5 separate regions of the Homo sapiens genome follow, and regions 1, 3, 4 and 5 are each linked to region 2. A link is a contact called in ENCODE Hi-C or POLR2A ChIA-PET data. All regions are on one chromosome and are shown on one strand. Each heading gives the region's core, a stretch centred on a gene start or an enhancer-like site at or near the end of the contact. The rest is flanking DNA. Distances are from core to core; before and after follow the strand shown. Region 1 holds the start of ALDH6A1 (aldehyde dehydrogenase 6 family member A1). Region 2 holds the start of TTLL5 (tubulin tyrosine ligase like 5). Region 3 holds the start of ANGEL1 (angel homolog 1). Region 4 holds the start of ABCD4 (ATP binding cassette subfamily D member 4). Region 5 has its middle 40 kb from the start of LINC01629.

Region 1 (2,700 bases), core at 201-2,700, 1.6 Mb before region 2:
GGGTGGAAACTTTGTTTTCCTGCTACTAAAAAAAGATACTAGAACAGAACAAGGATCGCAGCAAGAAATATGAGTGAGGCCAGACCATCTGCCAAACCCTTCAAACTCATCCTTTCTACCTTCCCCATTAAATAGCATATTTAAAAATGAATCTTTGCTGACTCTGCCAAGAATCTTAAAACTGCCCAAGTTTCTTTACTAGAACTCACGGAAACCTGGTGAATACTAATATTACCTAAAAGCTCAGCAATATAGAGGAAATTCTCAGACTGGATGTAATGAATAAGAACGGCACTGTTGTTTCTTGCAGACTGTTTCTTGCCTGCGGTAAATCTTGCCACATACTCTAAATCCTTGGTAGGCCATGAACAGGGGAAAGACTATAAACAGAGTTGGAGATTACAGGCCTCAGGCATGCAACTCCTGTAGCTTTACCATTTCTCCTTAGGTTGGCTTCAGAGAGGACTCAATCCCCCAAGTGCAGAGATGAGGGTGTGTAGCACTAGAAGAGCTGATTTTGGGGTGGGAACTTAGACTTCTTGTCTTACCTGGCTCCCACTTTCTATCACCCGTTTTAAAGATGTTTGGTACCTTGAACATACATGGAACATACTGGTAGCTTTAACTGTGTGCCCTTATCTACCCTATCTATGTAGATGTGCCCTATCTATGTAAACTGTAACTTAGCTGAGAAAAAGTTTAACTCAAAGTTTTGGCAAGAAAGGGGACAGCCAGTCCATGGAAAATACAAAGAGCCACACTTAGGGAAAATAGCTTAGCAAATGGCTGCCTTTGGTGAAAATCTAGAGTCCACCTCTAGAAGGAAATTCAAAGTTCATACACTGACCCTCGCCCCTCGCGTCCCCCCTCCCCCTTACCTCAGATCACCACGGATAGTGAAGTAGGGTGGGGGAAGGGAGCAATGGCAAAGTGGACGCTCACGGCAGGGGACAGAGTAACCAAAAAGAGTAGTTTCTGGGGGAGAGAGAGAAGGCTGGTGCAGAGGTAAAAAGGAAAGACGGTGGGCGGATGGAGAGATGAGGGCAAGAGAGTGACAGCAGGGAGCGGGCAGAGCTGGAGAAGGAGAGTGGGCGAGAGCCAGAAAAGAGGAGGCTTAGGAGTAAAAGGGTAGAGGGCCAAGGGTAACAGCCCAGGGTTGGATCCGGGACCAGGGAGGTTATGAAGTGAGGGCTGGGCATGGGACAGGGCCGCACAGGTCGGGTAGGAGGTCTGGCCAAAAAGGGGTTGGGCCAAGAAGGTGGTCCCGCCCGAGGATGGCTCAGGGAGCGGACGGAAAGGATCCAATTCCTAGCTTCATGGTGCCTTGGCACCACCCTCACTCGCCTGCAGGATCCGGGCTCGCACTGCCGCCGCCGCCAATAGCGCCGCCATGGCTCTCGGCCGCCCTAGCTCCGCACCCCGCGCCTCTACTGCCCAGAAGCACTACAGCTGCCAGGCCTCGCCCTCCATCCTGCCAGGCTTCCTCATTGGTGGGGAGGACTATTTTCTCCAGCCAATCACTGGTCCGAACACCTGATTCCTCTCCTCACACCCCCGTCCTGGGGATAAGTGATTGGTTAGGAGCGAAAATGCTCTCGCCCTCTGCCACCTCAGCCAATGACGTAGGCGGAGGTAGAGAAGACGCCCCTGACTTGGACACTCCCTACCGAGCACACGGGGAAGACGCCCCCCTAACCTGGAACTCCGATTGGCCAAGGGCGGAACCGAGGCCCCACCCCCCCACTGAAAAAAGTAAATAAGACCCTTCAAGAATTTTGCAGTCGCTCCACCTCAACATCCGCGTAAGGGGCGTGGCTATACTTAGGGGCGGGGCTAGGCAAAGATTGCCCTATGAGGCGAGGGAATGAGACTGGGCTGCGAGTTGGGGATAGGGTTTCTCTTTGGGGGCGTGGCTTATGGAACCTCGTTTTCCCGCCGACGGTTGGCCACGTCACGTGACATGGGTTGGAAGATGGCGTCTCCCACAGACGGTAAGAGCCGGCTTAGAGATCTTTGCCTGCAGCCTCCTTCTTTGCTCTACTGGGAACATCCACTCTGTCTCTGCCCCTCGAACATACATTTCTTTCTTGGGCTCTTCTCCTTTCCCTTTTATTTTTTTTCTTGAGATCCATCGCCGTCTTCAGCTCACCGGTTCTTCACAGCAGCTCCGGAGGTGCCCAGTTTCCCCGCTCTGTACCAGGCGTGTGGAGGAGGGCACTAGGGAGGGACTCATTCTGGGTAAAAGGACAGGGGGGTCGCCCTGTGCCTTCCTTATCTCTATTTGGGCGAGGCTGAGGGTCGAGGAGGAGATGTTTCTGGAGGACGTGGCTTACTGTAGTTTTTTCCTTGGGGTACCCATTGAAAGGATCAGTTCTCTTCTGATTGAGCGCACGGATGGAATGATTCTCACAAACCCTCGCAGGGCTGCTGGCTGACCTCATCTCGATACTGAACCGCAAGAGAAACATGATCTCTCTCCTGTCTCCTCAGTTTGGGACCATTGCCGTGGCAGCAAGAGAAGCGGGGGACGTTCTCGGCCCCTCGCCCTGAGAGTCGCGAGGAGAATCAGTATTGAGCTTTTAAGTGTCGTCTTGCACAGGTCGCAACCTGTCTTCCATCTGCTTTACGTGTTGTTTCTTAAGGCTGAGTGAATTAACGATTTCTGTTTATATATTGTGTAAAATGCAAGTCATTTCAAGT
Region 2 (2,700 bases), core at 161-2,660:
GCAATGGCCCAAGACAGTGTGAAACACCGCCGCCCCCCCCCGCCAACTCCCCGCCCCAAACAAGCAATAAAGAGATCTAGAGAAGGAAGGGTGAATTGATGAGCCCTTCAGGGAGAGCTGGATCACAAAGGTGGTCTCTGTCGAAGATCAGAGAGACTGAGGGTCTACTGGACATCACAGGCCATTATCATTTGGGCCAAGATCCACCCATCCTCTTTATTTTCTCACTCTCTCTCAAGAGGAGACTCCTCCGGGGTTTAGAAAAGCTGCATGGATGCACCTCTCCACTTTTCTGCACAAGTATGCCTTCCATTTCACAGAAGTGTTATCTGTTAGAAATCCCAACAGATAGCTGATGAGGACAGAGCCTGAGCACTTCTGAATTGCTCTGCCAATTTCTCAACCTAATTTCCCTAAAGCTTAAGGGCCTCTTAGAGTGTATACAACATCTATTTCCAAATTTTGTCCTGGCCCTGGCCCAGCCCAGCCAAGCCCAGCCCAGCATAGGTGTGCTGTTAAAACTTAATCAGGAGAAAGGGATTCTTATCCTGGCCCTACCACTTAGTAGCTGTGTGACCCTGGGTAAGTCATTTACACTTTTCAGTCTCGGTTTCCTCATCTGCAAAATGGAGATAGAAATATCAACCCGAAGGGCTATTGTAAGAATTATATGACAAAAAGTGAAGGCTCTTTGTACAGTGCTAGGCTCATAGTGGCTGCTCATTCGCTCATCCATTCCTTCGTTCCTTGAATTCACCAAGCCTTCTCCATCTTCCTAGCTCCCCCTTGTCATCGCCTCTCGAAACCTTTTCCCCCCAAAAGGTTGCCTTCCAGTTATCTTCCTTCCATCCCACCTCCATTTTTCCAGACTCTCCGGATCCTCTCAATCAGAAGCAACACAGACACCTACATCCCTCTTCTCCCCCATATTCTCCTTACCTGGCGACCGGGCCCCCAGCACAGCAGTGGCAGCAGCAGCCGCTGCCGCAAACAAGCTCCCCCAGGACAGCTCCAGCCCGGAGTCCACCTGAGCCATTTGTCCCCGCCCCCTCCCTCAGCCCTGCTCCAGGATTGGGCCGTTTCCGTCAGTACTCTCTCTGATTGGCTGTCCCGGTTTCGCCCGAGCAGGAGATGGGGAGTGAACCCCTTTACTGCCAATCAGCGGTTGCCGCTGCCTAAGCCTCTCCCCAGGTACGCCGCTCACGCCGTAAGCCCTCCTGTTGGACCTAGCGGAACTCCGGGTTTGGAGTCAACCTCTTAGGGGCGGAGAAAAAAACAGCGGAAAAAAAAAAAAAAAAGAAGACTCCCTTCAGCTGAGGGCAGGGCTCTGCGCCCGCGCTGCGCGGCGGTGACGACATTCGCCCGCGTCCGCAGCTGAGCGTTATGAGCGCCTGCGCAGTGGCTCCGAGCGGGCGGTTGCTTGTTGGTTGTTGTAGTAACCGGGGAAGCAGCCGTCGGCGGCTGCCCTGAGCCTTCCTGGGGAAGGAGGAGGGAGGTAGGCGCAGAGCGCGGTCCACGCCTGCTCGCCCCGAACCATGGGAAGATGAGACAGGTAAACGCCTGCGCCCGCGCGCTTCCCTACCCTAGGGAGGAGCATTCCCGGGTCCGGGCTGGCGCCTGCAGCAGGACTTCCCGCTCAGAGCCCGGGAGTAGCTGTTGGCTTCCGGGCGCGCCGCGTTGAATCGCGGCTGCGGGGTCGTCCCGTCCTTCCCGGGGGGAGCATCTGCGGACCTACGTGGGATTGGGGTGAGCTGGGGGTGGGGCTGAGAAGCAGATTCCTTTCGGGAGAGGAGTCTCCTTAGGTGAGTATCTCTACTCTTCTTCCGATAGACCTGTTTCTCCCCGCTCTGCAGGCAGCCTAGGAGAGGTTGGCATCCCTTCCCGTTTGGAGGTTTTGTTTGTTTAAACTTAAAGGGCTTCCCAGCATTTTGGGAAAGATCAAGAAATCCCGTTGAGAATCCCCTGAAGAAAGCCATTGAAGTTGTTAGACATTGCCTATTGCGCCGAAGATCTTTGATCATTATCGGGGTCTGTTTTTTTTTTGTCTTATTTACAGTCTCATCGTATTTATGAATGCATGGAAAAGTTAAGAAGGATTGACAGCAAGTAATTATCGCTGAGTAATTTGGGATTATGGTCATTTAAACATGTTTCTTTTATTTGTAGTTCCTATTTCTTCTTCTGACACACACAACGAACATGTACTTTTTTACTTTAGAAAAAATATTTTAAGTTAGAAATGCAGTGTTGGAAATTTCCTAATTTCATCGTCTATTTGAGAGTCGTACCAAACTTTGTGATTTTTAGGAAGAATAATTTTTAAGAGTGGAAGGGCATTCCTCCCCTCCCCCACCTATTTATATGGACCTTTGATTCAAGAGAATATATTCATCTTTCGGTTCATTGTTGAATTTATTTTACTGGAAACATGATGGCATCTTGTCAGCGTGCTTGTCATAGAGTCTAAATAAATGTTGGCAGGGGTTTTTTGTTGTTTTTTTTTTTTTGAGACGGAGTTCACTCTTGTTGCCCAGGCTGGAGTGCAATGGCGCGATCTTGGCTCACCGCAACCTCCGCCTCCCGGGTTCAAGCGATTCTCCTCCCTCAGCCTCCCGAGTAGCTGGGATTACAGGCATGAGCCAGCACACCCGGCTAATTTTTTGTATTTTTTTTTTTTTTTTTTAGTAAAGACGGGGTTTC
Region 3 (2,700 bases), core at 126-2,625, 1.2 Mb after region 2:
TAATGTGTAGGTGGGGGGGCGGGGGGGGCCCTCCTCTGAGATCCCTAGAACTCTACTGGTCTGGAAACCTCTGGACTAGTATACTGTATCACTAAGGCATTAGAAGAGCTCCAGGAAAAACAGCAACATAGTTAAAAGAATATGTTTAGTTCTCTGGAAACAATTACTTCTGTGGAGTTTCCCACATTCCTCAGAAGTATGGACACACAAGACATTCCTGAATTCACTGAGTGCCTACTGTATACCAAGCAATGTGTTAACACCAGAGATACAGCGAACAAAATGGACGTGGCCCTGCGCTCCTGAAGTTTGCATTCTAATGGCAGATACACAGTAAAATTTAAAATATTTCTATATGAAATATATATTATCAATGACACACACATTGCGTACCAATTGTGTAAAGTTCCACAAAGGAAAACCACAGAATATACAATTGGAGCCCTCATTCCTAAGTACTTCTTGGTCCTGTCCCATAAATTAAAGGCAAAAAGTCTGCGAGTTCCATGGGATCTCAGAAACTGATGGTCGCATAAAACCCTCCGTAATTTCAAAGCCCAGAAATAGAGAATGCAGACAAATTATGAAACAATAACGAAATAAACACCCCCTCTTTGAGGTATCGACTGGGCATTGCCCCCACCCCAGCACATCTCCCTCTAAACCGCCGGGAGTGGGGGCAGGAATGCTCCAAAGCTGAGATCTAAATGTGTCTCTGATTGAACGTCCGTTTTTCAACCAAAGACACCGGTGAGCGAGAGCTGCCAGGTGGCAGTGAAAGGCGAGTGTGAAGTTAACCTGGGGAAGATCGGTGCGTCCAGTACTTCGGCCATAAACCTCCCAGAGCCGACCCGCCTCGCCCGCTGAGAATTTGGGCACTCGCCTAGGTCCGAGCTACTACCCCTTCCCGACCCGCCGGGGTGCTGACTTGGCCGACCCCACAATTTCTCTGCACCCCCAGGGCCAGGAAAGGGCCCTGCCCGTCCACAGCTCCTCTCCACCTTAACCGCGGCCGGACGCCATCTGACAACAGGCGGGAGGAGGGGCCGCCCACGAGGGACGTCGGCCAGGTCCAGGCCTCGTGGGGTCAGGAGGGGCCCGCGGGGCAGGGGCTCAGGACCGCCTCCCTACACCTCGGCACTGCCCGGGGCACGGTAGTCGTGAGGCCCGGCCAACCGCACGCCGCCCCAGGCCCGCGGAGCCCCGCAGAGGCGAGCCCTGGCCGGGCTCCTGTCTGTCGGTACGCCTGGCCGGTACCTGAGAGGGCGCGGAAGAGGCGCGTGGCCGGCAGCAGCAGGTAACACAAGCACGACGCGATCATGGCCGGCCGCCCGCGCCCGCCTCCGCTCCTCACTGCAGCCAGCAGGTCCTCCCTCAGCTCGGCCCCGCCCCCGGCCCGGTCCGGCCCACGTGGTGCCGCCGCCGCGCTTCAACAACAACTTTATTGGGAGCGCAGGTCTACGGGTGCGCACGCAGGAAGTGGGAGGAGCCGGTTCCCATGGCAACTAGCCACCCCTAGCACCCGGCTGCCACCCAGGCGTCCCGAATTAAAATTGAGCGCCTCACTGGAGGCCCCATAGTGTTATTCAAAGGCCACAGTTTATTCCCACTTCTGCAGCTGACTAGGTGTCCACCTTGTTACCACACTATAGCCTCTCCGCCCCTCAGTTTCCTCACCTGTAAAATGAAGAGCTGGACTTTCTCTAAGGCTCCACTGAACCTTGACTTCTAGCCCTTCTCGACCCAGAAAGGAAGCGAGTTATTCCCCCATTTCCCCCGTTTTCCTGCCTCTACTTCCCTGTCTCAGATTCTAGGTCACAAATTGAGTCCTACCTTGCTTCAGGAAGTAAGACTTTGTCTCCTTCCCTACTTTCTAAACGGGCCTTCTTTTCCCTAATCTAGAAAAACAGGGTTTCCCATTGGTAAGGAAGTCAAGAAAGAAAGGAGAGAGGACAAAGAGAGGAGAGAGAGAAGGGAGAGAGGAGAGAGACAGAAGAGAGAAACTTCCACAAGGCCAGGGACCAGTTCTGGCTGGTTGTTTGCTCACTTTGAGGTATCTCTAATACAATCCAAGCACCTATTGTAACCAAGTACCCAGCTTGGAAGTTATATTCTTGTTATATACTTCTATTTCTTTATTTTTGTTCAGTTAACCACTAGGCACCCCCCGACACCCCAGCACCCCCCATACACACTGTTAGCATATCTAATTGTATGTTCGCTTAAAAGTTCCAGAGACTAAATCTTGAAACAATATAGGCATCTGTGGAAATCTCCACCAGGAGATTGATTCAAGGCTACAGTTAATTTATAACTCAGCCCAGCCCGAGATGATGCCAGCCCATTCACCAGATGGGCAGTAACTCAAGACAAGTCATCAGAACTCGTCATGAAGACCTGCACTGCCTCACCCCTTGCATACCCTCCATGCCAAAACTTCTTAAAGCCTCGCATTTTGCTTGGAAATGTGAAGCAGCTCCATTAAAGCAAAAGCCTGGATCGTTTTTCCCCACTGCTAGCTTTGGTTTATAATAAAGTCAGTCTCCTTCTACCATACCACGACCTTGCTCGTTGGTTTTGCAAGCGGCCGAATCTGCATTCGCTAGCACTACTAGCCACCACATAAGCCTTTACTGACTGGTTGAACAAAGCATATGTCACTAAATGAAGGCCAGTTCTGCCATCACTTCTGTGCCACCT
Region 4 (2,700 bases), core at 195-2,694, 1.4 Mb before region 2:
CTGCAAGCCAGGAACATAGGAAATCCACAGAGAAGTGGGAAGGGATATAAACAGGCAATTCAAAAAAGGGAAAACCCACGTTTAATAAACACATGAAAATGTAGGCCGGGAGCAGTGGCTCACGTCTGTAATTCCTTTATGCACTGCCCGTCGGGAAGTGTAATCCCTGCACTTCGGGAGGCCGAGGCGGGTGGATCACCTGAGGTCAGGAGTTCAAGACCAGACTGGCCAACCCCCCCATCTTTGCTAAAAATACAAAAAATTAGCTGGGTGTGGTGGCGCGCGTCTGTAATCCCAGCTACTCAGGAGGCTGAGGCAGAAGAATCGCTTGAACCCGAGGCGGAGGTTGCAGTGAGCCGAGATCATGCCACTGCATTCCTGCCCGAGCAACAAGAGCAAAACTCCGTCTCAAAAGAAAGAAAGAAAGAAAGAAAGAAAATGTACACGATGGGATACCACCTTACACCCCCCAGACTGATAAACATTACAAAACCAGCCGCCACTGAACGATGGAGGGATACCGGGAAACAGGAAGCTTTATGCACTGCCCGTCGGGAAGTATAAACTAGTGTGACCATTCCAAAGAACAATCCAGCAAAATTAGATATGACCAGGACCCAACTCTGGGGTGGATACCCAGAGAAATGCAACAATATGCACAAGGAGACAACTGCCAGAATATTCGTTACAGTGTGGCTTGTGGGGGTGTTAATACTAGAAAAAAATCTATCCACCACTAGGGGAATAAGTCTATGCACACAGCACCCCTCATGCAAGCACTCAGAAGTGAAAACAAGATGACTAGCATGGATGGACTCAAAAACACAATGTTGAGGAAAAAGGTTTAAAGAAAAATCACAGCATATTATATTGAAGAATTCGAAACCGCTATATAGATTTCAAAGTAACACTTGCACAAATTTACCCAAGGTGGACCGTAAAGCCACTTATATAACACACCAGAGTGGCTGTCTGAAAAGGGGAGTGAAAGGGGTCTGGGAATAGGAACGAAGAGAGGAAGTGATAAAATAAACAAGGAGCCTTGCATTGGCCCACAGGGTGTCAAGAACTGAGAAGGATCAACTCAATTTTGTGCACCTGAGGTTCTTCTTTTCAAAAAAAGAATGCCAGTTGCGAGGGTGAGGGTCCCACACCGCAGGAGATGGCACAAGTCCGGCCAAGAACGGAGGGGGCCGCGGCCGGTGCGGAGCGGCCTAGAGCGGCGGGAGGGCGGACGCCCCTTCGAGAGCTCCTCTTTCTCTCAGAAGTCACGGGGGCGAGACGGGGGCGCCAGGGCGGCGGACGAGGCACGGAGGGCAGGAAAGCCCATTCCCTACAGCCCGGAACTCCTGCTCCCAAACCTCCTCCCCGACCGCCCTGCTTACCTGGCGCCAGCTCCGGGCGCGGGCCCCGCGACCGCCATGACCTGAGACCCGAGGGACTCTGGAGCCCAGCTGCCCCTAGTTCAGTACTGGGTAGAGTCCGAGGAGGGGCGGGGCCCCGGCTACCACAGAGACGGCGTTTGATAGAGAGGAAGGTGCGGGAGACGCGGACTCTCCCGGAAGCGACCGACGTCTCTAAAAGTACCAGAGAGTGGACTCGGCTGACCCGGCGGCTACAGCGCCCCCATATTTTCTGGGAGACTTCCCTTTTGACAATAGGTATCCGAGAGTGTAACTACTTTATGGCAAGTATTTTAGATTCTGTGTATAATAGATGTTTTACATATTCTCCCAGAGAAGCCAGCATGATCTTTAAAAAAGTATAAATTAGGCTTCCAGCCGGGCCCGGTGGGTTACTCCTGTAATCCCAGCACTTTGGAAGGCCAAGGCGGGAGGATCGCTTGAGCCCAGGAATTCAAGACCAGCCTGGGCAACATGGCAAGACCCCGCCTTTACAAAAGACAAAAGCATTAGCCGGGGATGGTGGCGAGCGCCTGTGGTCCGAGCTACTCTGGAGGCTGAGGCAGGAGAATCACTTGGGCCCGGAAGGTCAAGGCTGCAGTGAGCCGTGACTGTGCCACTGCACTCCAGCCTGGGCGACAAAGAGAGACCCTGTCTCAAAAACAAATAAATAGATGATAATGATCGATAGATAAGATAGATAGTTGAATGAATGAAATGCTTATCAGTTGACTGATTAGTACCCAAAGGGAGGTGGGAAATGGCTCAAAAAAAACCCAAACAGCATGATCCCACAGGTCCCTAAATTTGAATCTGGATGTGTCTTCTCACTTTCCTCCAATCCTTATTAAGTTTCAACTGCAAGCCAAACACTCTACAACATGCATGTATCACTTGTCTTTATGAAAGTTGCAGTCTAGCTGGGTAGGTCAATCAGTTGACAATTACAGATTTTTTTTTTTTTTTTTTTTTTTTTGATACGGAGTGTTGCTTTTGTTGCCCCGGCTAGAGTGCAATGGCGCGATATCGGCTCACGGCAACCTCAGCCTCCCGGATTGAAGCCATCCTCCTGCCTCAGCCTCCCGAGTAGCTAGGATTACAGGCATGTGCCACCACGCCCAGCTAATTTAGTATTTTTAGTAGAGACAGGGTTTCTCCATATTGGTCAGGCTGGTCTTGAACTCCTAACCTCAGGTGATCTGCCCGCCTTGGCTTTCCAAAGTGTTGGGATTACAAGAGTGAGCCACCGCTCCTGGCCTTTTTTTGTTTTTGTTTTTGTTTTAGACGGAGTTTCGCT
Region 5 (2,700 bases), core at 171-2,670, 1.3 Mb after region 2:
AGGCCGGGCATCCAGGGCTGCAGGCTAAGCACCGAGCACCCTCACCCTCACCCCAGCCAAGGCTCAGCTGGGCACAGAGGAGGAACAAACATCCCCCACGTCATTCAACAGCAGAGCCCAGAGAAAGGCCCAGCACTTCCCCTCCATGAATGCTATTGCTGGTCCCCTCCCTCCCCTGGCGGGAGGGGGGGATACAGAGGCACTGAGACTCCCTGGAGCCTCTTTGGCAAGTCATTTCCAAGCCAGGCAGCCTGATCTCAAGCAGCTCCCAGTTGAGTGCCTGAAACACCAGACATCAAAAACCTGGCAGGCCTGGGGAGAAGGGAAGATTAGATCATTACAGCAGAATGAAGCAAACCAAAAACCCAGAGAAGGCAGGAGGGACAGAGGCCAAGAATGTTTCAAGGCAACCTGAAACTCCTTCAGATGAGAGCGGCCCGTACAGTGGCAGCTTCCCCTACTGCCAGGAAAGCCTGGCGTGTCTCAGCCCCTTTTTGGGTGGAGTAGGGAGTGTACTGGTCCATACACGTGCGCTCGGAGGTGATGGGAACAGGAAGCATGTTCTGGTCTTCCATGTGCACACACATTTGGACACATAAACGTGCATGCACAGGTGTCCAGGCCAGGCGTGTAAGCCCCCAGGAGTGCATGCGTGTGTTTGCGTGCAGTCTACAAACATGTTTTCACAAAGCTCAAGGAGAAGCAATCAGTCATCTCCAAGGAATCTTAGCAACAGCCATCCCCAGAAAAGGCTCCTGCCAGCTGGGGCAGCGATGAGTCAGCAGAGGCGTCGTGGGGGAGGCGGGAGGCGAGGCAGCCTCAGCCCTGGAGCCTGAGCCGGCCTCTCCCTTCTCCTGGGAAGGCCTCCAGACCCGGCCTGGCCGCCACGCCTGGGTCACTGCTTTGGCACTGATGTCCGAGAACACATTCCTGGAACTGGCCAGCACAGGCGGCTGGAGGGTTTTTCCCTCCTCCTCTCTCTCCCTCTCACCCTCCTGTCCGGGCCCCACACCCGCCCTTTTATTTTTCCTTCTTGCTGCAAAACCAAAACACCGTGTTCACGAGTTCAGGCGCTGTAGCCAAGTGGCAGGAGCTGGCAGAGCAATTGGGAAACAGGAGCTGCCTGGCCCAAGCAGGCCAGGGGATGAGGACACCTCTGGCCAGCCACAGAGAGGGCCCTGCTAGGGCTTGCTGAGCCCTGGTTAAGTACTGCAGGGCAAAAATGTCATCGCCTGGGGCCCCAGGGAACCGGAGTTCAAGGTGGCAGCTCCCAGAGAAATGGCCTGTGTCTCTCTGCCCCAGTAGCAGAGCCCGAGGTCACTAGCAGAGGATGGCGGCTGGAAGGTGACCAAAGGAGCAGAGAACCACAATTATTAATCATGAATCCATTGCCTGAGTGCATACACAGTCTTCAGAGCCACCTCAGGGTAGAATTATGTCCTTATACAGACAGGGAGGTGAAGGTGTGGGCAGGTGAAGGAATTTGGCACAAGGTCACGCAGCTAGCTTTTAGCCACGGAGCTTGATGGAATTAATCCAGCTTCGAGCTGACTTGGAGGCTTTAACTGATGGGCCACACTGGCTTTTCTTCCTGGGCTGCAGCTACACAGTATGCCAGGATCGCAGCACTTACAAAAAATAAAATAAAATAAAAACAACAAAAAAAGAGCGAGTGCTGTCTCCTATCTCTCCCCCACCCGCATGCAAACAGATCTGGGGGAAGAGCCATCTGCAACCTCAGCAGCGGAGGTGGTGGCAGCGGCGTGGCAGGCGGCGGTGGCAGGGGCAGTAACAGCCCAGCCCGAATCCCTGGCCTCTTTACTGGAGGCAGGAAATGAATAAAAGCTAAATGAGTTTGAAAATGCCAGGAGGCAGTGTTTATCCCCTTCCCCCACCCCCTCCCCCTGGCAAGGACCGCGTATAGTTACAGTTTAATCTTGGAAATGCCAGACAGCTGTTCCCCGTTGCTAAGAGACTGGCCCACATTATGCAGATGTCAGGGGCCTCAAATGTCTGCCGGAAATTACAGATCATGTTGGAAGAGCAGAGGGGCCTTCTCTTGACTGGGGAAGCGCAGTGGGAGACTCCTTGGGTGGATGGCAGAAATAAGGGGCCCACCCTTTCCGGGTCTCTTCCGAGGCTCTGAGGCTCCAGCCTGTCCCTCCTCCCAGCTCCCCGATGCCTTGGCTCCCACCCCAGGTTCCGGCCTCCATCCTTTGGCAACTGTGCCAATGGCCATGTCCACCCCCCACCTCCAGTGCTCCTTCTGGGACATCTTTCTTCAGTCCAGTGTCCCTGTCTGTCTTCCAGTCTTCCCAGCTGCTGCGATGCCACTGAGCTGGCTGGGTCCCAGCTGGGAGGAGGAGCAGACCCCACTCGAGGAGGGTAGGATTCCACTCCATAAGCTCTCCTCACCTGGAGCGGAAAATGGGACACACTCACCACACTCACACCCTCCCTGTCATCCCCCACCCCATGGAAAGCCAAAGGAGGGCTATCACCATGGCAACTGCAGGCTACACGAGCTGCTGCATCACTGGTCCCTGGGGAAGGGGAACTGCCATCTGGGCAGGGGGTTGGGGGAGGAGGAGGGGGAAGTCCTTTTCCAAACTGGAGCTCTAACATGAACCCTGATGGAAGGTGACGGGGGAATTCACCAGGGCTCTGGGCTGGGAGGGAAGCAGCTCAGGCTGGAGAGGG

The links. Hi-C counts contacts between places; a loop is a spot of excess contacts on that map. ChIA-PET counts read pairs that join two places held with the same protein, here RNA polymerase II (POLR2A). Pooled maps may share reads with other maps.
Region 1: a pooled map shows a loop between it and region 2 (19-fold over the local background). The contact joins the promoter of ALDH6A1 here to the promoter of TTLL5 in region 2. A Hi-C loop is called at or near these places in 1 of 37 single-sample maps with no recorded cell type and 13 of 50 pooled maps. POLR2A ChIA-PET finds 5 or more read pairs at or near these places in 2 of 52 experiments (Panc1 and T-cell).
Region 3: a loop to region 2 is called in a map of CD8-positive, alpha-beta T cell, with 9 times the contacts of the local background. The contact joins the promoter of ANGEL1 here to the promoter of TTLL5 in region 2. A Hi-C loop is called at or near these places in 2 of 168 maps with a recorded cell type or tissue (CD8-positive, alpha-beta T cell and naive thymus-derived CD4-positive, alpha-beta T cell), 4 of 37 single-sample maps with no recorded cell type and 13 of 50 pooled maps.
Region 4: a loop to region 2 is called in a map of CD4-positive, alpha-beta memory T cell, with 36 times the contacts of the local background. The contact joins the promoter of ABCD4 here to the promoter of TTLL5 in region 2. A Hi-C loop is called at or near these places in 1 of 168 maps with a recorded cell type or tissue (CD4-positive, alpha-beta memory T cell) and 9 of 50 pooled maps. POLR2A ChIA-PET finds 5 or more read pairs at or near these places in 1 of 52 experiments (naive thymus-derived CD4-positive, alpha-beta T cell).
Region 5: a map with no recorded cell type shows a loop between it and region 2 (5-fold over the local background). The contact joins the enhancer-like site here to the promoter of TTLL5 in region 2. A Hi-C loop is called at or near these places in 1 of 37 single-sample maps with no recorded cell type. POLR2A ChIA-PET finds 5 or more read pairs at or near these places in 1 of 52 experiments (AG04449).

What each region holds. Positions count from the first base shown.
Region 1 is chr14:74,083,003-74,085,702 of GRCh38, forward strand. It overlaps ALDH6A1 (aldehyde dehydrogenase 6 family member A1), which reads right to left and starts at 1,451. Exons shown (of 12, transcript NM_005589.4): 1 at 1,345-1,451. The coding sequence starts at 1,392. It overlaps LIN52 (lin-52 DREAM MuvB core complex component), which reads left to right and starts at 1,954. Exons shown (of 6, transcript NM_001024674.3): 1 at 1,954-1,991. The coding sequence starts at 1,973. RefSeq lists an enhancer at 1,863-2,042.
Region 2 is chr14:75,659,836-75,662,535 of GRCh38, forward strand. TTLL5 (tubulin tyrosine ligase like 5) reads left to right here and starts at 1,411. Exons shown (of 32, transcript NM_015072.5): 1 at 1,411-1,552. ERG28 (ergosterol biosynthesis 28 homolog) reads right to left here and starts at 1,041. Exons shown (of 5, transcript NM_007176.4): 1 at 940-1,041. RefSeq lists a silencer at 1,103-1,152 and an enhancer at 1,263-1,482.
Region 3 is chr14:76,811,507-76,814,206 of GRCh38, forward strand. It overlaps ANGEL1 (angel homolog 1), which reads right to left and starts at 1,376. Exons shown (of 10, transcript NM_015305.4): 1 at 1,258-1,376. The coding sequence starts at 1,321. RefSeq lists enhancers at 417-991, 992-1,565 and a silencer at 1,014-1,443.
Region 4 is chr14:74,301,490-74,304,189 of GRCh38, forward strand. It overlaps ABCD4 (ATP binding cassette subfamily D member 4), which reads right to left and starts at 1,445. Exons shown (of 19, transcript NM_005050.4): 1 at 1,386-1,445. The coding sequence starts at 1,423. It also overlaps a transcript of VRTN not described here. RefSeq lists a silencer at 1,194-1,273 and an enhancer at 1,534-1,893.
Region 5 is chr14:76,918,196-76,920,895 of GRCh38, forward strand. No RefSeq gene overlaps it. Among named protein-coding and RNA genes, the nearest start is that of LINC01629, 40 kb to the right of the region's middle. RefSeq lists enhancers at 103-2,700, 340-399 and a silencer at 778-928. Within about 2 kb of position 1,421, at least 35 of the 41 ENCODE cell types and tissues checked have a DNase peak (open chromatin) inside an H3K27ac peak, as active enhancers do.